Regions from separate parts of the Homo sapiens genome. Here all the other regions are linked to region 2. A link is a loop called in an ENCODE intact Hi-C map of the cell type or tissue named here. Cell type or tissue: GM12878. All regions are shown on one strand.

Region 1 (8,000 bases), 50 kb before region 2:
GGCTTGGTCAAGGTCACTGCTGAGTAAGGGCTGAGGCCAGAACCCTGAGTCTCTGACTCCAGTCTAGTGAGCTTGGCCTGTCACGCCACCTAAACATGATAACTTCTTTTTTCTTTCAAATGAGTTGGTTTAATTTCAGGTGATACAAAGTTTAGGGTAGAACAACGACCAAAGAGCAGATTCTGGCAAGATTCTGAGCTGGTTTTACTTTAAATTCACAGTTATGGTAGGAATGACTTAGTGAAAACAACTAAAGAGATGATGAGCCACTGGAAGATTTTTTTTTTTTTTTTTTTACAAAAGTTTATTCTTAAATGTACAACAGCTCCAAGACGACACTTAATTCCAACTATAGGTGGCAAAAGATATTATAGGAGGGAATAGAGAGGTTTAAATACGGATGAAATAAAGGGTCACCGTCTCCTTAGGCACAAGGAACAGCTTATTTTTTGCCAGATTTCTTAATTCCACCTGTGGCCAGAGGCCCCTTCCCCACGACCTTCGCTTTTAGCACCTCGAGTTTCTTCTGCTCCTCTTTTTGTTTCTGCTTGAAAGCCTTCTCTTCCTCGTCCATCTCCTTGGCCTGCTTCTTGGGCTGTTTCAGTGCCTTCTTCTTGCCACCTTCGTGGCTGGACATGGCGCCTGCCGCCCCTTCCCCAGACCCTGCCACTGGACGATAACTTCTTTTAGATCAGCACCTTTTGTTGCCAGTCTGGACTCACAAGTGATGGGACACATTCGAACCAGGGCTAGAGAAAATGGATTTTATCCATCTAGGAAGGGTGGGCTGAGCCTTTACCATTAGATCCAGTTTTACTTCATTGCCAAGTCATTCTCTTTTGGATGTAAAGTTTATTTTTCAAACAGACATACATTTATATCTAAAAATAAACTGGCACTAGTGATGCCAATTGCCTGATGTAAAAGAAAGGTCAAGAATTTTAAAGGGTCTCGGAGAGTAAAGATACCTCTGAGAGTAAGTGGAGGTTTCTTTTTGAGTCAGAGTCTCGCTCTGTCGCCCAGGCTGGAGTGCAGTGGCGTGATCTCTGCTCACTGCAAGCACCACCTCCCAGGTTCATGCCATTCTCCTGCCTCAGCCTCCCAAGTAGCTGGGACTACAGGCGCCCGCCACCACGCCCGGCTAAGTTTTGTATTTTTAGTAGAGACGGGGTTTCATCGTGTTAGACAGGATGGTCTCGATCTCCTGACCTCATGATCCGCCCACCTCAGCCTCCCAAAGTGCTGGGATTACAGGCGTGAGCCACTGCGCCTGACCATGGAGGTTTCTTAGGGATGGATTTAGGGACCTGTGTTAAGAAGGAGATGGAAATTCTGACCCTCAATCTCATCTTATGTGCTGGGATTTGCTCATAGCTGGGTGAAGCCACAGGTTGTACAAGTGGCCTCTTGCTTGACTGATTTCGGGTGGTAATCAACATATTGCAATCACTTTGTGGTCTTCCCCTTGGTTTTGGCCACCAACAGATACTTTCTTCATTCTAAGACAACATGGATCAACTCAAAGTCATTATCCTTCACATCCAGGTGAGGAGGAGAAAATATTCTTGTGATATTATAATTTTTCATCCACCACCTCAAAGAACTCAGAGTGTGAAACATTGACCCTTTTACTCTCATAAGCTGTAAGGATGGGTGTGAGGGTTGCAGCTGGTTATCTGGGTCTACAAGGAGAGGATGGCCTGACCATTGTCTCAAGCCTGAAGAGGAACAAAGGAAAGGATGCGACTCAGGGCGCTGGACTCCAAAATCTGGTGTTTCAGGCCCTTAACAAATGCTGAGTGATAGAACTACAATTAGCTCTTAATTATCTGTGCCCATGACAGATGTAAAAATAATTAATAATGATTTTGCTTTGGAAAATATTATACTACATTTCTGCAAAGACGTGATAAGGATTACGGTAATTGTCACCATAACTAGAAGCTTCATCGCCTGAATATCAGGGGAAGACTTCGGTAGAAGTCAAGGCCTACTGTTTTGTAGAACTCACTTTAATTAAGGAAATATAAACCATAGTTCTGGGTCCGGGCACAGTGGGTCGCGCCTGTAATCCTAGCACTTTGGGAGGCTGAGGCGGGTGGATTACATGAGGCCAGGAGTTCAAGACCAGCCTGGCCAACATGACGAAACCCCGTCTCTACTGAAAAAAACCACACACACACAAATTAGCCAGGCGTGGTGGTGCGAACCCATGGTCCCAGCTACTCAGGAGGCCAAGGCACGAGAATTGCTTTGAACCTGGGAGGCGGAGGTTGCAGGGAGCCGAGATTGCGCCACTGCACTCCAGCCTGGGCGACAGAGCGAGAGTCTGTCTCAAAAAACCAACGAAACCACAAAAACCATAGTTTCTAGCTGAAAAAGCCAGAGTCATCTTCATGCAAACCAAAGGCCCAAGAGATACCCCTCAGTCTAACAAATTACTTGGTCAAGTTTATGATGGGGTAAAGAGGGGAGGCTTAAGAAATAGATTTGACTTGTAATATATATACACGCATGTTAAATATATGTATAATTGTTTTTTCTAATAATATATGTATATAATATATGTAAATAATTTTTTTCTCTTGAGACAGGGTCTTGCTCTGTCACCCAGGCTAGAGTGCAGTGGTGCGATCGATCTTGGCTCACTGCAACCTCAACCGCCCAGCTCCAACAATCCTTTAACTTCAGCCTCCCAAGTAGTTGGGACCACAGGCATGCGCCACTGCACTGGGTTAATTTTTTATTTTTAGTAGAGATGAGGTCTCACTAGTTGCCCCGGCTGGTCTCCAACTCCTTGGCTTAAAGCATTCCTCCCAACTCAGCCTCCCAAAGTGCTGGGATTAGAGGCATGAGCCACGGCGCCCGACCCTGACTTGTAATATATGTTAATGGAGCGAAATTTCATTAATTAAGACCTAACAAGATTAGAATTTGTGATACATCAATATTGGCCTGAACTAAAGTTAACCATTCTCCAAGCTATGAAAATAAAGTTTTTACTGAAGAAAAGAGTTTAAGCAAGATTGCAAGGGCAATGCTAAAGAGACCACTTTAAAGGTATGTATGCATACAAATTGTTGACCTGTTATTTTTAAGTCCTTCCTACCTATCCTTTCAAATATCCATTCTTTCTAAACAGCAAAGTGGCCACAGTTTATTACTTGAGATTGGATTTCTGTCCTTAAAACAAAGCTTTATGCCTTTCAAAATATATTGAATAAACCAGATCGGTATTTCCTGCCAATAACTTGACAGTAAGGTTTTGCTGTACTTCTCCTGATCTGCTAACAGCATTATATTCTTGCAGTTTCACATGTGGTGAAGTCTGATACGTGACTTGCGATCCTCAACATGCTGACCACACACAGTGTGTTCCGAACTGGGCTTCTGAGTTTGGGGCTGTGTAATGTCTACGCGTGGACTGAGTCACTTCCTATGGGTTGCTGCACCTTAGTGAGATTTCGCTGTTACAGTCCTCCCCCACTCCTGGCCCTCTGTTCTGTGGTTTTCGGTCTTGCTGTACTGTACTGTGTTGAAGTAGCCTTTCTTTTTGTTCAGCTGCCTACAACTATACATGTATTTGTTGGGGCTCAGAAAACGACACCCCTTGGCATGCTGAGTGCTTCGAACCAAAGGAGATGGGAAGGTTTCAGAAGCAGCCTTGGAAGCAAAGTCTTCCTTTGGCCTTCTCCTGCCCTCCTGTCTCCCGCTCCTCTTTCTCCCCCTGAGTGAGTCATAGAAATTAGAATTCCTCTTCCCCACAGTGGGTCAGAGAGACTAGAAGGGTCACTATGGGGGAGGCCAAGGCAGGAGGATTACTCGAGGCCAGGAGTTTGAGATCAGCCCAGGCAACACAGTAAGACCTAGTCTCTACAAAGAAATAAGTTAAAAAAATATTAGCCAGGTGTGGTGGTGTGCACCTGTATCCCCAGCTACTTGAGAGGCTGAGGTGGGAAGATGGCTTGAGCCTGGGACACAGAGGCTGTGGTGAGCAATGATTGCGTCACTGCACTCCAGCCTGGGCAACAGCTGTCTCCAAAAAAAAAAAAAAAAAAGAAGACTTGGGACAGGCCTTGTTCAGTTTCCTACCTCAGTCTGTTACCTTAGATCAAACCCCCTTTGTCCAATCCCATTTCTACAGGGCTGTCTGTCCTTTGACAAACCTAAGCATAAAAATAGACGGCTTTCCCTGGGTCTTGGGTCTTCATTTCTGAAGGCTTCTGTGTCACACAAGTCTTTGATTAAATAAATGTGTCCACTCTCCTCTTGTTAACCTGTCTTGTAGGAGTGTCAGCTGTGACTCCTCTGATGGGCAAAGAAAGGTGCCACAACTTTTCCGCCCCTGTATATCCTACAGCAGTGACTTGAGATTTCTATTTTTCTCTGACTCTTCTTCAGATATGCATCAATCATAAAAGAAAAGGTTAAGATTTAAACCCCCAGATGGATCTGGACAAGTGGGAGTTCTCCTCCTCCTATCCCTCCTTCCTTCCACAAATACTCACTGAGTGTCTCTCTTTTATGCAAGACACTGTTAAAGGCATAAAGATGAAGTAGAGGAAAATCCTGCCCTTCCAGAAGCACCTGGGCTAGAAGGGGAGGCAGATGGGCGTAGAAATAATTTCAAACACACACCAGTGTTCTAAAGAGTGGTGTGTGCATGTTTTGGGAAGGCACTGGGAGCAGCAGGTTGTGAAGCTGCTGCCATGCTTGGCCCCTAGGCCACCATGCTTCTGACCATTGGGTCATATTCCAGAGGTCCCTTCATGGCTTCAGCATTCTGTGAGGTTAACAGGCCGAGAAGGGCCAAGGCAGTGTCAGGAATGGTCAGTACCTGACAGAGATGGAGAAGTCCCCTGGGGAGCTCTGGCTGGCCCGGATGATGAAGAAGCCAACCTCCTTGCCCATGAGTAAGTTCTCTGCCTGGTGTCGAGAGAGGCCTTCGTGAAACCATCTGTGGGGGCGAGATCAAACAAAAGGATCAGGATGAGACACAGGAGTGACAAGAGGGAGACGTGGAGAAGAGGTGACCCAGAGGGAAAGAGGCTGGGGACTCTGTACAGTAGGGAGCAGAGAGAGACCAGGTGCTGTTTGAAATCAAACCAGTGCTCCAGGCAGCTTTCAGGAAAGGCGAGGGAGCATTCCCCTTGATTCACCCTCTTTGTTCCTTCTCTCCAGGAGAAGTCTCTCTCCAGCCTGGGAAACGAATCATGGAAATGTGTCGCTGCACCAAAATGGGGCAGTGTGGGAGTGACTCACTGCAGGAAGCAGCCGCCTGCCGGCAGCTGCGGAAGAGATAGACCAGAGCTGCGAGGACAGAGGATGCACTGGGGAGGGAAGGGAAGGCTTCAGGCACTGGAGCCAACCAGGTGCAGCCGGCTGAGCAGGGCCTGGGGTGCTCATGCCTGCCCTGAGGTCTCAGTGGCCTAGAGGTTCCTCCCTGGGTATTAAAGGAAAGTTACAGCCCAGGGCGTCACGTTACCTAGGCTGGCATGGAGCACAAGGGGGCTTTGCTCAGTGTGCCTAGCAGAGGCTGCAGTGTTCCTAGGGAGTCCAGTGTACATGCTTGGAAATCAGCGAGGCTGGCAGCCGCCAGAGAGCGGCGTCTATACAACCAGATCCTGGGCCTGCCCCAAAAATCCAGGCTGGGAAATAATCTTTACTGTGGAAAAGAAGAAACAGGAGAAATTACTCTTTTAGCAGAATGGTCAGGGTGGCAGCCCCTGGAGGTACAGCTGCATACAGCGTGGCATGTATGAAATAGGTCAAACACTTACACAGGGCCAGGCAAGCTGTGGCTGCAGCCTCAAAGCAGGAGGCCAGAGACCTCTCTCCACCACAGACAAGCAAAATGAGTGTCTGCAATCACTCAGCGGCCAAAGGTGGGACTGTGTCACATTGCTTCAAGGTGGCTGCTCTAATTGCTGTCACCAGAAGGCTCATACGCATGTTCCTTTAAGATAAAAGCCCGTCAGGCCTTGGCTTTGGATTCCTTTGTGAGCAATTCTCTGTGCTTTCTAGAATTTGGGAAACTGAGACATAGGTAGCAGGAAGGATGTACTTACTGGAGACTGAGTCCCCCACTGGGACTGAGGGGGAAGTTTGGCTGTGCTCTGAGAGGGCTGAAAGCAGCAGTTTCTGGTGGCCTGGAGATTCTGCCTGAGTATTTGCCACACAATTCTACAGGGCTAAACAAGAGGCCACCACACACACCACTGCCACGTGTGGGAAATGTAATGGGGATGGGAAGAGGAATGGAGTATGCACCACAGCAGCCATATCGCAAAGGAAACATTTCAGAAGTGAAGGGGATTTAGGAAATACACATTTGTCCTCTGACTGCAATCTGATAGGGGGCTTCTTTAAAGATTTGTAAAAATCACCACACATTGCATATTAGACATGAGTGGTCATGGTTTCAATAATACATATTCGTTCGTTCATTCATTCATTCATTCATTCAACAGCTTTACTGAACATCTAGTACTGTGCTGGGCCCCTCCTGGGCACTGGGGACACAGTAGTGGGCAGAACAGACACACACCCCTGCCCTCAGGGAGCTTACATTCTAGTCGAGGGGGACACACACAAAAGAACAAAATAATTAAGATCTGAAGCGTGCCAGATGATGGTAAGTGCTGTGGAGAACATGAAAACTGAGAGGAGAGATGGGGCGCTGTGGGTGGGAGATTAATGTAAGGTATGGTGATGAGAAAGACCTCACTGAAAAGGAGACATTCTAAACCTATAGGGGACTGGGGAGTGGGAGGAACCAACACAAGAGACTGAGGAGGAGAAGCCAGGGCAGTGGGAGGACAACCGGAGGAAGGACGTCCTGGAGCCAAAATGAAAGAGGTGTTCCAGTGGGAGGGGGGATCCCCAGGGCAGGTCATGCTGAGATGACCCCTGGGAGCTACAGCCCATGGGGAGCCTGGTGGGAAGGGTCGGGAGATGAGGAGTTGGAAGTAGCAAATGCACACACTCCTTTTGAAGAGATGGAGTGGCAAGTGGAAGGGGATTTGGGATTAAGAATTTTCTTGATTTATTTATTTATTTAAATTTTTTTTTTCTTTGAAACAGAGTCTCTCTCTGCTGCCCAGGCTGGAGTGCAGTGATATAATCATGGTCCACCACAGCCTTGAACTCCCAGGCTCAAGCGATCCTCCTGCCTCAGCCTCCCAAGCAGCTGGGACTATAGGCGCATGCCACCACGACCAGCTAATTTTTAAAAATTTTTTGTAGAGATGGGGCTCGCTATGTTGCCCAGGCTGGTCTCAAACTCCTAGCCACAAGTGATCCTCCTCCCTCAGCCTCTCAAAGGACTGGGATTACAGGCATCAGCCACAACAAAACCCACCTGGCCTCTGGGTTTGGTTTTGTTTGTTTGTGTTTTGGTAAGTTGGGAGAAATTGCAGCGTGTGTGTTTGCTGACAGGAATGATCCAGCAGAGAGGGAAAGGAGGTTGACGTGGAAGAGAGAGAGAGGAGAATTTCTGCTAGAAGCAGTGACAGTTCCTTCCAGCCAGCTGCAGGAAAGGCCGACTGTTTGAGCACACTTGCAGGAGGCAGGTGGATGCGGTGGGGGAGGGGGGTCTGGGAGCTTCACTTCTGGTGGCTTTCATTGTTCCAGAGAACCTGGAATCAAGGTCACGGGCTAAGAGTGATGCACGGAGGGGCTGAAGGTTTGAGGAGCACGTGGGGTATGCAGAGGTCACCTAGCAGATTCCTGGGCAGCATCAAGGGTTCCGTCAAGGTCAGTGGTCATTCTCTTGGTTTGGTGGTCAGTTCAGGTTTACCAAGACTGGTGCTCTTGCACCTTGCTGGAGTCACCAATACTACTGTGGTTTTCTAACAAGCTTTTGCTCTTTGAGCTAGACCCTGGTTCTGAGGCAAGATTAGATTTCTATCTAACCCTTGTGGTCAATTCTTGAGACAAACGAAGCCCAATCTCAATTTTTCATTTCCTCTTTAGGAAGAGAATTTCCCCTTCCCCCCGCT
Region 2 (8,000 bases):
TCTGGTTGCAATCTAGTTGGAATAAATCTCACTGATGTTGGATGCATCAACATATCCACTTAGCCTGCTGTAAATCAGTTTACTTTTCTACTTAGAGACATGATGTGAAATGAGATTAATCCAGCTACAGCAAAGTGAGTGAATTCAGTTGAGTAAATCCTTTCCATGGAAAAGAACTTTGTTTTGCAGCTCATTCGAAATGAAAAATCCACAGGACAGTATGATGCCTTCTCTAGAACTGAACAAATGCATTTATCCTAGTTTTATTTAGAGCTAAATTCACATTAGAGCTATCCCATTTGATGGTGTACTCTATTGTTCTTAGGTGAGGGTCACAGTGAAAGCGTTTGCTGAACAACCAAAATGTTTTGGTGGAATTTAGCCTAAGGACTAGTGCTCCAACTAGACTATAAGTGCAGAGAAGATTGACAACTCCTTGGAGAGAGAGGAGAGAGACTAATAAAAACCAACAAAACTGTGTATATTCTTTTATATTCCTCCTCCTTTGTGTTCCATGGCAAAAGGGCAGTCTGCACACAGCTTTTATTTAACAAATACATACTTGGTGGTAACTATTTCAAGCAGGCAAGGCTTGGAGCAGGTCCAGAGGATAATGAGGGGATTAAAAGGTCAGGGAGAGACTCTCAGGGCAACAGACTAATGGAATTGAGATGCTTTAGCCTGGAAAAGGGGTGGCTGTGCTTGGCAGTTGCAGACGGCAGTTTGTGTTCTTTATCATTACTGAATGATAGAAATCACACTGTGTGCAGGGTGGGATGAAAGACACTCGCTTTACATCCCAGGAAGAGGTGTTTAGGGTTAGAAATGGGGAAGAAGCTGTGACTTCGATGGATTATAAGGCACCCACTGGTCTTTAAGAAATCTTTCTCTGAAAATGTTAAAGTTGAAGCGTAGATAATCTTTCTGAAATGATTTAGGTGCACGCTGCAGTAGGGGAATGACCCAGAGGACCTCTCGAGTTCTGTTCCATTTCTTATCCCGTGATTTTTCAGTGGCCACTGTCACTGGCCTACTTCTGGCTTACTTCTGGTCTACCTTTCTCCATAGCTGGGAGCCCTTGACCCCTTCTTGCAAGTCAACCATGCTGTAGACTCAGCACTAAGCCCCTTCTCAGTTGGGAGGGATTTAAGAAGCTCACTCTAGTTGAACACTTGGCTGACTCAGCATCGGTCATGCCTGCTGCTGGCCTGGCTCTGAGGCGCCCCAGTTCTAGCAAGCAGGATTCTGCCTTGTTCCTGAGTCTTCATCTTACTGGATTTACCTGAAATCTGCCTGTGTACTCCTATGCTAATACTTGAAATCCTTTCTTGTTTTCCATGTCTAACACGATTTTGAGATCATACCTGGTATCCACTCTAGAACTGAAGCCTTCTCTCTCTCTATTTCTCCCACACCTCCTTCCACCCCTCCTGGGGCTCATACCTGGTGTCCAGTCCCTGAACATCAGCCCTGTCCTCTTTTTTTTTTTTTTTTTTTGAGATGGAGTCTTGCTCTGTCACCCAGGCTGTAGTGCAGTGGTGCAATCTCTGCTCACTGCAACCTCCAGCTCCTAGGTATAAGCGATTCTCCCACCTCAGCCACCCGAGTAGCTGGGATTACAGGCGCCCGCCACCATGCCTAGCTAATTTTTGTATTTTTAGTAGAGACGGGGTTTCACCATGTTGGCCAGGCTGGTCTCGAACTCCTGACCTCAGATGATCCACCCGCCTCGGACACCCAAAGTGCTGGGATTACAGGTGTGAGCCACCGTGACCGGCCTTTTAGCCCTGTCCTCTAGAGCTCACTGCCTTTGTGCACGGAGTACCAGTTAGCATTGGTCCTAGATGTCTCCTTTCATCTGTGGCTGGATTTTCCATTCCCTGCCACTCACAACCCCACCACCATCACTCCGGCCACTGCTGGTCTATTTGTTCTTTGCCTGGTCATATAGTGACATGCCACGTGACTCTATTTTCCTGTGGCATTCTATGGTTTATGGTCGCACATCTGAGTCTTTATAAATCATATACTGGTGTTTTCCAACCTTGTCACTATTGACATTTGGGGCCAGTTAAGTCCTTGTTGTGGGGGCCCATCCTGTGCATTGTAGGATTCTCAGCAGCATCCCTAGCTTCTACCCACCAGTAGGACCTCTCCCTGCAAACTGTGACAAAAAATGTTTCCTGGCATTGCCAAATGTCCCTGGTGGGAGTGGGGGAGAACCCCTGCTCCACAAGAACCCAGAAAGGCAAGAGTACTTTTTTTCCAGAGACAAGGTCTCACTATGTCACCCAGGCTGGATGGAGTACAGTATCTCAGTCATATCTCATTACAACTTCAAACTCCTGGGCTCAAGTGATCCTCCTGCCTCAGCCTCCTGTAGCTAGGACTACAGGCATGCATCACCATCCCTGGCTAATTTTTAATTTTTTGTAGAGATGTGATCTCGCTATGTTGCCCAGGCTGGCCTCAAACTCCTGAGCTCAAGCAATCCTCCCACCCTGGCCTCCCAAAGGGTTGGGATTACAGGCGTGAGCCACCATGCCTGGTCAACAAGAGTATTTTAAAGCCAGTTACATACACTGAGAAATAGCTGAATATATAAACAGAACATTTGAATCTGGTAACATTTTAACTAAGGACTCTAACCTTTTAATAAACACCAAATGGAAGTTTGTAAGTTTTGTATTACAACATAAGGTCTACAGCGGGTAAAATGGGAGTGAAAATCCCTTCACTCTAGATCTGTTCTTCTCAGATTTTACTGTGCATAAGAATCACCAGGGGAATTTTTTCACAGTTTAGATTCTGATTCAATAGGTTTGAGGCAGGGTCTGAGATCCTCACTTCTAACAGGCTCCCCGGCGGTGCCGTTGCTGCTGGTCCTAGGATCACACTCTGCTACGAGTGCCCAGGCCCTGGATTAAAAATCACGTGAAAGGTTGGGGAGGGGCTACTGGAAAATTAATAATTATAGGGTCACAAGAGCAACATCACAATGTGCATTAGAATGGCAGACTAGAAAAATTTGGATGTTCCCTGCACCTGTCTATAAGGAACAAAAAAACTGCTCTCAGGGATGTGTTTTGAAATATGACATTTCTATGAGCTTGAAATGATAAATATTATACAAGTTACCTGTGAGCTCTCTGCGCTGGCCAGGGATGAAAATCTATGAACTTCTAAGCTAGCTTGGTAAGTCTTTTAAAGGTTTCCAAAAGTCTGACGGAAACCTAAACTATAAGATCTTTGTAGTCCCGTATTACAAACAGAAGAGGGTAGAGTTGAGGATGGGGCTGGGGGAGGTGATGGAGGGAAGAGAGTCATTTTAAATGAGTCTTGCAGATATGCTTTATGGCACTTGCTCACATTACAAATAATGTGTAAAATGATACTGACCATCACGTGATGTTACTACAACCAAAAATCAGATAAACCAGTTATATTTTTAAAATAACTGCAAAAATGAAGTCATTAACTTTCACACGTAGTGATCAGGATAATCAAGTCTTCTGAAAGCTGCTGAGAGCCTGAAATAAACTTTTTCTCTCCTCATCTAATGCTGCCTCTGAGTGACATTTCCTTAGGGTTTTGCAGACATCGAACTCATTGTCGCATATCCTCACCGCAAGGAGGAAATGGCCATTCACACTTATTCCTATCTTACTTAGGAAGATTGAGGCCCACTAGTTTGTCTAAGGATGCAGATTCATCCACGGTTGCAGAGAATTTATGGATAGGAAAGAGACAATGAAGTTCTGGCCCTTTAGAGGCCAGAGATCCATCATGAGATTAGCTGCACCAGCAGGTAAGTACTCACCTGCAGGGAGGGGAAGCTAATACCCTAGCTCTGAAAGATTTGGACAAGTTGTTATCAAAATGATCGAGTGAAATAGAAATAAATGTCTTTACATTTAAACCTCTGTCCTAGGGTTTTTTTTTTTTTTTAAATCAACAGTGTAAGTACAGAATAAGAAAGATCTGGCTGGGCATGGTGGCTCATGCCTGTAATCCCAGCACTTTGCGAGGCCGAGGCAGGCGGATCACAATGTCAGGAGTTCAAGACCAGCCTGACCAACATGGTGAAACCCCGTCTCTACTAAAAATACAAAAATTAGCCGGGCGTGGTGGCGGGCGCCTGTAATCCCAGCTACTCGGGAGGCTGAGGCAGGAGAATCACTTGAACTCACGAGGCAGAGGTTGCAGTGAGCCGAGATTGCGCCACTGCACTCCAGCCTGGGCGACAGAGCGAGACTTGGTCTCAAAAAAAAAGAAAAAAAGAAAAGAAAAAGAAAGAAAGATCTGGCTTAGTAGTAGTGCATGGGAACTCATGGGTTTTAGTTGACCACAATTTCGATATGAGTCAGCAGTGTGACATGGGTGCCAAAAGGGCTCATGCAATCATGGGCCATATTAATAGAAGTATAGGCTACAGATCAAGGGAGGCAACTACCCCATGGTGTTCTGCATCCTCAGATCACTCCTGGAGAGCGTTGCTCCGTTCTGAGTCCCGTGACTTAGGGGAGGCCCTAAGCTAGAGTCCAATCAGAGGCGGGTGCTTAAAATAATGGCAGCACGCAAAACTGCCTCATAGGAGGAGTGGTTACAAGAACTAAGGATATTTATGCTTGAAAAAGAAGACTTTGAGGGACATGATTGGAAGCAGGGGAAGAGCAGGCTATCTGGGAAAAGATCTTGAGGTAATTTCCAGTGGCAGAAGTTTAGTTTCTGGATTCCCCATGGAAACTTCACATGGCTCTTCTGACTCTTTGTTGTTTGCAAAATAAACAGATCTTCAGCAAAGAAGACCCTGTTTCTCCTATGATTTCCTTGAAGTGTAAAGCTTTGTGGATGCATTGATGCCTGCTTGCTAAACCATCTCTCTCAGCCTACAGATGCACCTCCTTCAAGAAGTTCTTTCTAAAAATCTCCATCTTGAGCTGTTTTTTAATCTCCTCATCAGTTTTGCATTGTGGTACCATTTTTTTGTTTGTTTGTTTTTCCTAGTTTCCCAAATACACTGTTCATTCCTTAGGGGAAAGGACCCAATGTTTTTTTTGCTTTTATTTCCCAAAGTGTTCTCAGTACGTCTGCATACCTGTGAGCTAGGGACTGAGTGAATTTCTGCAGACAGTAGCCAAAAGATGAATTAAAGTAATCAGACAGGTAATTTTTACAGCATCTACAAGACGAAGCATTACAGCATGCTTTCTTGATAATAATAACACCTAATTGACCCTTCACTTTATGAAATAATATGATCTGACAAAGTAGGCTGTATCATAAATCTCCCTTACGTCTTACATTTAAAAATGGAAGTTGTGGATCTTTGCTGGAGAAAAAGTCTGCTCTCTAAAAGCTCCATCTTTTTTGTTCCAGGTATTGGGAATTTCTTTTCAGCTAGGGGATTCCTTGACTTCACACTTTCTCCTTCTTTGATTATTTGGATACTTACAGGGTACCAAGTGTCAACTCATAAAATCTTATAGTACCCGGTTTATAAAATGAATTAGTAGTCTATTTAAAAATATTGATCTAGAAAATAAAAATTCCACAAAATGAGTTTGTTTACACAAGAAAGCACCATGTTCTGCATTGTACAAATGAGATATTGTTGGGGGTAGCCACACATGAATCTTCAAAAGTCTCTTGTATAGTGGGTTAAAGAATGGCATAATTTCACTCGAGGACAGAGGAGTCGATGAGGCACAGTGAGTCATCTGTGAGGCTGAGCACAGAACACAGGATACGGGAGCCAAGCTCATGCTCTGTCACTCTCATCACTGGTCAGTATAACCTCCCACAGTCCAGTGACCTGACACGGTACCGAGCAGATGATACTGTCTGCAACAAGTTGATCTAACTCCACTTGCCAGCCTGAAGTTCACTTAGAAAATTTGAAGCACAAAAAGACTGAGACACAGGGGCCCAATTTCCTATCAACACCTGTTAATCACAAATATTAGCACTTAGCTTGGATGACTCCAAAGGCCAAGGGAGAGTGGTGATGTCCTCCCCTAGTCTCAGGACTTCTGCATTCACAGCTGCAGGCCCTCTTGTGAGTCTCCAACTTCCAAGAACAATTCTGGGACATTAAAGGATATAACTGTTCGTAATAAAAAATCAAGGAGAAGGTTTTGTACCCTTTGAAAGGCATAACCTCTTTAGAAGGATAAGGATCTATCAGCCCAAAATAAGCCCATCAGCATTATTTACTTCCATATGACTCCCTGAACTACCCAAGAGGGGTAATAAAATCTCATGGGATGTCTGCCCATTGCAGAGCACAGGGTTGGAGTATAATTGATGTGGACAGTCAGCCCTGCAGCAAGTGAGGCAGCCAGCGGCATGACACCCAAGCAGCCCACAAAGGCACTATTGAGATGTTTGTAGTTTCTAATGGGATTTGGACATTGCAAGGGAATCCGTTAAGAATTGGATGCCAGCTCTTATGCCCTACAGGGAAGGGTGAAGGGTCTTGCCATCTATGGCAGAAAAGGTCATTTCCCTCTGTTCCCAGACCCAGTGGGATTAGGTGGTTTTCTGCAGAAAATCAAAGGGCTTCAGAGAACACACAGTCTAACCTCTCACTTGACTAAGGAAGAAACTGAAGCTCAGGGAAGTTAGGTGACTTGTTTAAGATCACGTGGGTAGCTCTGGTAGAGCCAGAATTCAGCTTTCCAGAAGCCCATCGAGGGCTCCTGCATCTCCAGAATCCTGTGTTTGGACCAGTGTTGTGGAAGGGGCCCAGCCTACAGCGTGACAGGCTTGGTGCTACGTCCCGGCAGACATTAGCAAATTACCTTGAGCAAGTCCCGGAAACTCTCCAAGCCTTGCTTTTCCCACTCTGCAGAATGAGAGGTAAAATCTGTGGTCTGTCTACCTCAAAGATCATAGCCAGATCAAACAAGATAATGGCAACTCTTTTTATTTACTTATTTATTTTTTGAGACAGGATCTCACTCTGTTGCCCAGGCTGGAGTGTAGCGGTGTGAACACGGCTTACTGCAGCCTTGATCTCTTGGGCTCAAGGGATCCTCCTGCCTCAGCCTCTGGAGTAACTTGGACTACAGGTGCGGGCCACTGGGCCTGGCTAATTTTTTAAAAGAATATCTTGTAGAGATGGGGCCTCACCATGTTGCCCAGGCTGGTCTCAATCTCCTGCGCTCAAGCAATCCTCCCACCTTGTCCTCCCAAAGTCAATGAGCCTGTACGACAACTCTTTTTAAAGCTCCATCAGGATCAGTGTACAATAACTCTAGAGAAAGACAATTTTTCCTATTCAGGATATATGGGTGGACACCAGGTGATTTATGATGGATGGACACCAGAATTTCCCACGGAAATTCTGTACAAAGTTGCGTAGGATAAGTGCTAGGCATCGTTGGTTTTTTTTCCCCATTGGGGAGAGTTTTCATAGTTTTCGTTGACATCTTGAATGTGTCTGTGACACTCCCCTTCCCCCACCCACCCCACCACTGCCAGTAAGAACCTATGTGCTATGGATATCAGCGTATTTATGGTCAACTTAAAGTACTGATATAAGGTATTAGATTTAGACAATTTTCTTAGTTGTCTCAATGTTTGGTTGAGATTCTCCTGTTATTCTTACCGATTTAATGATCTATATTTTCAAACAAATCTATTTAGCGGAGGAGAGCCTTTTCAGCTATCAGACTTTACATTTTGTTTTATAAAGGGTTAAACTGTGTGACCTATAAAATGATGAAGAGAAATTTCAAATTACAAGTCAGCCAGGCTTTCCACCCCACTTTGTACTTCCCTTGTAATATTTCCTAGTTATTTAGAAAGAGTTTCTTTAAAATCATATTTAACAAGAGAACTATCTACTTATTATTTACTGAGTTCCTACTGAGTTCTCAGCAGTTTGTTTCTAATATTTTCCCATAAAGCACTAGACAAAAAACACAAATCATGAACCATTTGTAGGCCGACACATTAAGCCCGTGGTTCTAGAAGGCTGGGGGGTGTGGAGAAAA
Region 3 (8,000 bases), 50 kb after region 2:
TATTTCATATCTATTCTATAATTTCTAGTTCTAACTTAATGAGAGCAGTGTTACAAGAAATTATTTCAGGCCAAGCAACTGTCTTAGGCAGCTAAGTTGTAAATTGACTTAGTATTTTTCATCAATCTGGTTCCAGTTACACTATGTCAAGAAGAAAATTAGCAGCTTTTTGGTAATTTATTCCTTTATGATTAATTCACTCGGTAAATTTTTTGTTTTGTTTTTGAAACTGAGTCTCACGCTGTCACCCAGGCTGGAGTGCTGTGGCCCAATCTCAGCTCACTGCAACCTCTGCCTCCTGGGTTCAAGCGATTATCATCCCTCAGCCACCTGAGTAGTTGGGATTACAGGTGTGCACCACCGTGCCCAGCTAACTTTTGTGTTTGTAGTAGAGACAGGGTTTCACCATGTTGCCCAGGCTGGTCTCAAACTCCTGGCCTCAAGTGATCTATCCACCTTGGTCACTCAGTAAATATTTACTGAGCATCTACTGTGTGCCAGTCACTCTTGCAGACACTGAAGATATCAGTGTCTAAAATGAGACTTCTCTGCCCCTCATGGAGCTTATATTTTTGGTGAGGAAACAAACAATAAATAAGTAAACCAATAAATATATAATATTAGGTAATGATAAATGCGAATGTGAAAAATAAAGCAGGATAAAGGAATAGAGAGTGATGAGGGTGGGGCTATTTTAGAAAGGGTAGGCAGAAGGGAGATTCTCTGAGGAGGTGACACTTGAGACCTGAATGAATCAGGGATAGAGCCACACAAAGAGTTCCTGGCAGAAGCAACAGCCAAAACATGGCTCTAAGTAGATGAAGAGCTTGGTGGGATTGCAGAATAAAGCACCAGGGTAGCTAGAGTAGAAGGAATGAGGGGGAAGGTGGAAGGAGATGAGTTCCTGATGTTAAAAATGGGAAAACATGTTCTTTGTGCCTCCAAAACCAATCTTTGTCCATTTTTCAGGGGAAAGATAAGTGTCTGACATATTGTTCCCAAAGGCTAAAATTCACAGCCGACTTCTGTTTATCACACGACACTGAATGGTTACCCAAAACATTGTGGAAATTCGGGTTATGGAATGCAAACTGATCATAGGAAGCTAAGAGTGTTTAGAATGATATGATTTGAAGCAGTTATAAAGTAGATTTGGAAGGAAGAAATAACTAAGAAGTGAGATTAGATAAAATAATCTTGGAAAAGATGGCAACTTGAGCAAAGGTTGCTGACACTGTCCACACCAGTCCTTAATGAAGTGACCCGCAGTGAGAGAACATCGTTGGCCACTGTCATCTAAATATACCCCAAATTTGACCATTTCTCATCACTTCCACTGCTAGTAAATTATAGTTAGAAAACATTAATACTTTAATTCATCACACCTAGAGCCCAAAATGAACATACAAGTGGATCATTAGGGACTTTTCAGTTTATTTTTGAAAGGTGGCTTGGGAAGCCATGTTTGTGAGTTCATCCCAAGATGGAGAAAGGTAAGTGATTTCCTTTATCGTTTTTCTAGGAAGAAGGTTGAAAAAATAGTAATACCTTATATTCGAGTGAGTTATAGGTTACAGTGTACCTTTGTATCTGGGAATTCAACCATACAGATACTGCTTGTGCTGCTTTTCAGATAGAAGACTCAGGCCCAGATAGACCACCTGACTGACTGAAAGTCACACAGATGGTTAAGGACAGAGCTATCACTCTCACTAGAATTCTTGTCTTTGACTGTGCTCTGTCACTCTGTTAAAAAGCAGCAAATTGTTTTGATAGGATGTTACGTCAGAGAAAAGCCAATTGCTCTCCCTTTTCTTGTCCCACCCCAACTGTACCCCTGTAAGGTAACAGATGTTAACAATATTCTGAGTATGCCATCTGTTTGCCTGCCTGCCTGCCTTCCTATATTCTTGCCTGTCTGTCTATCTGTCTTAGTCTGCTTGTGCTGCTATAACAGAGTATCACAGACTGGGTAATTTAGAAAGAAGAGAAATTTATTTTCTCATGGTTCTGGAGGCTGGAGAGTCCAGGTTCAGGGCACTGGCAGGTTCAGTTGTCTAGTGAGGGCTGCTGTCTGCTTCCAAGATGGCGCCTTGATGCTGCATCCTCTGGAAGGGAGGAATGCTGTGTCCTCATGTGACAGAAGGTCCGAAAGGCGATGGTGGAAGGCAAGCAAGAGACAAATGCTGTGGGAAGCCTCTTTTATAAGGACCTTTAGTCTGTTCACAAAGGAGGTGACCTCATGGCATAATCACCTCTTAAAGGCTCCACCTCTTAATGCTATCACATTGGCAGTACTTGAATTTTGGAGGGGATACATTCAAACCACAGTTGTATGTATTTCTTTATCTGCTTCTCTCTTCCGTGTACATATATGGTGATTTCTTTTCCTCTATATGTTACAGCTTCAAATCCTATTGTGTATGTTACTCTAAATCTTTAACCATGTGTCCTGGTCATACATCTAGGTCAGTATATCTAGATCTAATTCATACCCCTTCTTTGTATGCCTATATTGTTTGATTATTGCAAAGTATTATTGCTTTTTCTTTCTTTTTTTTTTTTTTTTTGAGACAGAGTCTCGCTCTCTTGCCAAGCTGGAGTGCAGTGGTGCAATCTCAGCTCACTGCAACCTCTACCTCTTGAGTTCAAGTGATTCCCCTGTCTCAGCTTCCTGAGTAGCTGGGACTACAGGCACATGCCACCATGCCCAGCTAGTTTTTTGTATTTTAGTAGAGACAAGGTTTCACCATATTGGCCAGGATGGTCTTGATTTCCTGACCTCGTGATCTGCCCACTTCAGCCTCCCAAAGTGCTGAGATTACAGCCATGAGCCACCGCACCCAGCCATATATTGCTTTTAAAAGGAAAATCCAATAATGTATTTAAAGTGAAAAATGTAATGCCAGTATATAATTTTATCATATATTAATGACTTATTTACCTTTTAAAGTATAAGAAAAGGAATATACTTATCAGTAGTTCTTTATTTGCTGCAGGTTTTTTCACTGCTGAGATTTTTATTTTTAAAAAAATTTCTGTAGAAAAAAAATTAATTATAGCCTTAACTAGTATTTCCTTTTCTAAGCAGAGTCAATGTATTTTTCAGGTTATTATATCCGGGAAAAATCTAAGCAAGTCATCACATTGCTGATGGATGAACCATTGCTGTGTAAAGAGAGGGAAGTGGCATGTCGGACTAGACAGCGTACCTCCCACTCTATATTGTTTTCTAAAAGACAACTTGGTTCAAGTAACTCACTGACAGCGTGCACTTCTGCCCCCACACCGGATATTTCTGCTTCAGAGAAGAAGTATAAGCTTCCTAAGTTTGGAAGGTTACATAATAAAAGTACGTATAATGAACATTGGCCTAAAATGCAACAGGTATCATTAAAAATGATTTAAAAATATAAAATATTATGTTTTAGTACTAAATTATTAATATTATTTAGTATTACTATTACCATATTAGGCTTCATACTATAGAAAACAACAACGAAGAATATTCAATAGAAGATTTTATGACCTTTTTAAAGTTTATTTGTTTGCTTTATTTATTTATTTATTTATTTTTGAGACGGAATCTTGCTCTGTCTCCTAGGCTGGAGTGTAGTGGCACTATCTCAGCTCACTGCAACCTCTGTCTCCTGGGTTCAAGCAATTCTCCTGACTCAGCCTCCTGAGTAGCTGGGATTACAGGCACCCATCACCATGCCCAGCTAATTTTTGTATTTTTAGTAGAGACAGGGTTTCAGCATGTTGCCCAGGCTGGTCTCGAACTCATGACCTCAAGTGATCCTCCTGCCTTGGCCTCCGAAAGTGCTGGGATTATAGGCGTGAGCCACTGTGCCCAGCCCAGTTTTATGACTGTTTTCTGAATGCAGTTATCTTTGATTCAAATAAAATGTTTTTGAGCTTTTAAGGTATTAAACTAGTGACTACCCTATTTGGCATCGTGATTCAATTTTAAGTTTTTTATCCTTAACTGGAAAGTGAAGGAGTACAGTTTTCTAAGACTAGGTGTCTAGTTATGTGCGTATGAGGTCTCTTTGATCCTGTAACATAAATCAAGTAATTGAAATTTTCTAAAGTATGCTTCAGAATCCTAAAAGTGCTCTAAAATTATTCTAGGACAATACCTTTTACCCTTTCCTTTGCTTAAAACTTTAAATATGGACTACTGAACTTTTATAACAGAGGGATTTATTTATAATGTTATAATAGACATGAGTAGAAAAATGCTATCATCTTTTCTACCAAATTTGCTAAAACTTTAAAAAATGTCATTTTGCTCTAACTTCTCCAGTAGAAACCCTGTTGATAAGTTGTGTATGAGAAATGGACAGCTTGAGGAAGCAAAAACATTAGTGAAATGTGACTTAGAGAACTGTCCCTTTGTATTCAGTACAAATAGATAATTCCAACTGTCAGTTAAGTGCAAAAATGTAACAATGTTACTAGTAATACCAACACAAGTTAAGCTTGCTAAAAATCATTCAGGTACTTTTCTGTCTTAATCAAGAGTTTCAAACGTTCACCCAGTGAGACATAGAGTGAACATCCACACTTGGGATTGGAGAGAGACATTATAAGAGGGTAGCCATTGTAATTATAGTAGCAAATACTACCTACCGGCTTCTAAAAGTGGTGGGATCTTTAGGGGATCTGATTCTTTTGAAATAAATCTCCGAAAGAGACAGCCACTCATTCTGAAATTTTCTCATGGGAGCCTTTAAATCAAACTGATGCTAAAAACAGAGTAACAGAGAAGAATAACCAATTATGACTCATCCAGAGTTTCTTCCCCACTTTTGCTTCTTCGATGTTACCTTTCTTACTCTTCCTTCTTCCTTTCTTTTGTCAGTTCTTTCTTCTTTCATTGTAAACACATAATTATTGAATTTATTTAAAATTTGGATATTCAGCAGAAATTTGGAACTATAGGAGTGAGTAAAATAAGTTTTCTTTTATCATGGAACTAACATTCTAGTGGTAGAGACTGGGATGTCTCTGTCACAAGCATAAAATATGTCAGATAATAACAAGTCCTGTAAAGAAAAGGAAAGCAGGGTCAGGGAACAGAGTGACAGGGGTGGGTTTATTTTAGGTCACGTAATGAGAGAGGGCCTTTTGGAGGAAGTGAATCTTCAAACAGACCTGAATGAAGTGAGGGAGCAACCCACATACAGGCATACCTCGATCGATTGCACTTTGCTTAATTACACTTCACAGATAACGTATATTTTACAAATTGAAGGTTTGTGGCAATCCTGTACCCAAGAAGTTTATTGGCACCATTTTTCTGATAGCATGTGCATACTTTGTGTCTGTGTCACATTTTGGTAGTTCTTGCAATATTTTTAACTTTTTCCTTATTATTATATGTGTCATGGTGATCTATGATCAGTGATCTTAGATGTTACTGTTGTAATTGTTTTGGGGTACCACAAACCATGGCTGTAGAAGACCAGTGAACTTACTGATAGATGTCATGTGTGTTCTGACTGCTTCACTGATCCCGATCTCTCTCTCTCTCCTTGGGTCTCCCTAGTCCCTGAGGGTCAACAATATTGAAATTAAGCCAATTAATAACCCTACAATGGCCTCTAAGTGTTCAAGTGTAAGGAAGAGTCGCAGGTTTCTCACTTTAATTCAAAAGCTAGAAATGGTTAAACTTAGTGAGAAAGGCATGTTGAAAGCCGAAACAGGCTGAAAGGTAGGCCTCTTGTGCCAAACAGTTAGCTAAGTTATGAATGTAAAGGAAAAGTTCTGGAAGGAAATTAGAAGTGCTGCTCCAATGAATACGGGAATGATAAGAATGGGAAACAGCTTTATTGCTGTTATAGAGAAAGGTTGCATGGTCTGGATAGAAGATCCAACTAGCCCCATTATCACTTAAGCCAAAGCCTAATCCAGAGCAAGGTTCTAACTGTCTTTAATTCTGCAAAGACTGAGAGAGAAGAGGAAACTGCAGAAGAAAATCTTGAAGCTAGCAGAGGTGGGTTCATGAGGTTCAAGGAAAGCAACTGTCACCATAACACACAAGTACAAAGTGAAGCAGCAAGTACTGATGGAGAAGCTGTAGCAAGTTATCCAGAAGATCTAGCTAAGGTAATTGATGAAGGGGGCTACACTAAATAGATTTTCAATGTGGGTGAAATAGCCTTTTGTTGGAAAAAGATGCCATCTAGGACTCTCATAGCTAGAGAGGAGAAGTCAATGCCTGGCTTCAAAGCTTCAAAGGACAGGCTGACTCTCTTGTTAGGGACTAATGCAACTGGTGACTTTAAGTTGAAGCCAACTGCTCCTTTACCATTCCCAAAATCCTAGTGCCCTTAAGATTTCTTTAAAAATATTACTGCTCATTGACAGTGCACCTGGTCACCCAAGAGCTCTGATGGAGATGTACAAGGAGATTAATATTGTTTTCGTGCCTGCTAAAACACAGTGTTTATTCTTCAGCCCATGGATCAAGGAGTGATTTCAACTTTCAAGTCTTATTACTGAAGAAATACATTTCATAAAGCTATATCTTCCATAGATAGTGATTCCTCTGATGGATCTGAGCAAAGTAAATTAAAAACCTTCTGGAAAAGATTCACCACTCTAGATGCCATTAAGAACATTTGTGATTCATGGGAGGAAGCCAAAATTTCAACATTAACAGGAGTTTGAAAGAAGTGGATTCCAACCCTTATGGATGACTTTGAGGGGTTCAAGACTTCAGTGGAGGAAGGAACTGCAGATGTGGCGGAAATAGCAAGAGAACTAGAATTAGAAGTGGAGCCTGAAGATGTGACTGGATTGCTGCAATCTCATGATCAAACTTGAACAGATGAGGAGATACTTCTTATGGATGAGCAAAGAAAATGGTTTCTTGAGTTGAAATCTACTCCTGTGAAGAAGCTGTGAACATTGTTGCAATGCCAACAAAGAATTCAGAATATTACATAAACTTAGTAAATAAACCAGTGGCAGGATTAGAGAGGATTGACTCCAATTTTGAAAGAAGTTCTACTGTGGGTAAAATGCTATCAAACAGCATCACATGCTACAGATAAATCTTTTGTGAAAGGAAGAGTCAGTTGATGTTGCAGGCTTTATTGTTGTCTTACTTTAAAAAATTGCCACAGCTTTCCCAACCTTCAGCAGCAACCACCCTGATCTATCAGCAGCCCTCAACATGGAGACAAGACCCTCCACCAGCAAAAAGATGAAGACTCGCTGAAGGCTCAGATGATTGTTAGCCTTTTTAAATTAGCAATAAAGTATTATTTAATTATGTATATATATTTTTTAGGCAGCATGGTATTGCATACTTAGTCTACTAAGTAGACTGCAGTCTAATGTAAACATAACTTTTATATGCACTGGGAAACAAAAATGTTTGTGTGAGTGGCTTTATTGGAATATTTGCTTTATTGCAGTAATCTGGAACCCAGCCCACCGCAGTATCTTCAAGGTGTGCCTGTATATCAGGCAGAGGGAACAGCAGGGTAGATGCTCTGAAACTGGAGCAAACTTGGCCTGGTGAATCGTAAGCTTAAGAAATGAATCCCTAAATTGATACAGAAGTAACCCAACTCTGATTTTATGATTCATGCAAGAAATTCTAGTTTATTGTTTTGTAGTCACAGATTGCTTTTTTTTTTTTTTTTTTTTTTTTTTTTGAGACGGAGTTTCACTCTTGCTGTCCAGGCTGGAGAGCAATGGCACCATCTCGGCTCACTGCAACCTCTGCCTCCAGGGTTCAGGCGATTCTCCTGCCTCAGCCTTCCAGAGTAGCTGGGATTACAGGCATACGCCATCACGCCTGGCTAATTTTGTATTTTAAGTAGAGACGGGGTTCCTTCATGTTGGTCAGGGTGGTCTCGAACTCCTGACCTCAGATGATCTGCCTGCCTCAGCCTCCCAAAGTGCTGGGATTACAGTCATGAGCCACTGCGCCCAGCCCCACAGATTGCGTTTTTAAACCTAAAATGATATTCTCCATCTTT

What was found. Peaks named below come from ENCODE experiments on the same cell type or tissue, not always from the same donor. Only the 100,000 strongest peaks of a DNase experiment are listed, where the experiment ranks them.
Region 1: it touches region 2 in a loop (2.1-fold over the local background); 4 of 110 quality-filtered maps call a loop at or near these places.
Region 3: a loop joins it to region 2, with 4 times the contacts of the local background. A loop is called at or near these places in 6 of 110 quality-filtered maps.

The regions. Positions count from the first base shown.
Region 1 is chr22:39,957,012-39,965,011 of GRCh38, reverse strand. GRAP2 (GRB2 related adaptor protein 2) reads right to left here. Exons shown (of 8, transcript NM_004810.4): 4 at 4,838-4,957. TMA7B (translation machinery associated 7 homolog B) reads right to left here and starts at 4,615. Exons shown (of 2, transcript NM_001396013.1): 1 at 4,093-4,615; 2 at 107-1,092. The coding sequence starts at 637. The coding sequence ends at 443. RefSeq lists enhancers at 5,468-5,969, 7,762-7,821. In GM12878, no CTCF peak of the experiment used is centred here; DNase peaks (open chromatin) are centred at 3,411 and 7,901; H3K4me3 peaks cover 923 bases; H3K27ac peaks cover 698 bases.
Region 2 is chr22:39,906,690-39,914,689 of GRCh38, reverse strand. The region is part of intron 1 of GRAP2 (GRB2 related adaptor protein 2); the gene reads right to left. Among named protein-coding and RNA genes, the nearest start is that of GRAP2, 9.6 kb to the right of the region's middle. RefSeq lists an enhancer at 4,199-4,508. In GM12878, no CTCF peak of the experiment used is centred here; a DNase peak (open chromatin) is centred at 4,379; H3K4me3 peaks cover 4,858 bases; H3K27ac peaks cover 3,980 bases.
Region 3 is chr22:39,857,117-39,865,116 of GRCh38, reverse strand. ENTHD1 (ENTH domain containing 1) reads left to right here. Exons shown (of 7, transcript NM_152512.4): 3 at 3,110-3,352. Among named protein-coding and RNA genes, the nearest start is that of ENTHD1, 33 kb to the left of the region's middle. In GM12878, no CTCF peak of the experiment used is centred here; DNase peaks (open chromatin) are centred at 4,411, 4,716 and 5,066; H3K4me3 peaks cover 1,270 bases; H3K27ac peaks cover 2,641 bases.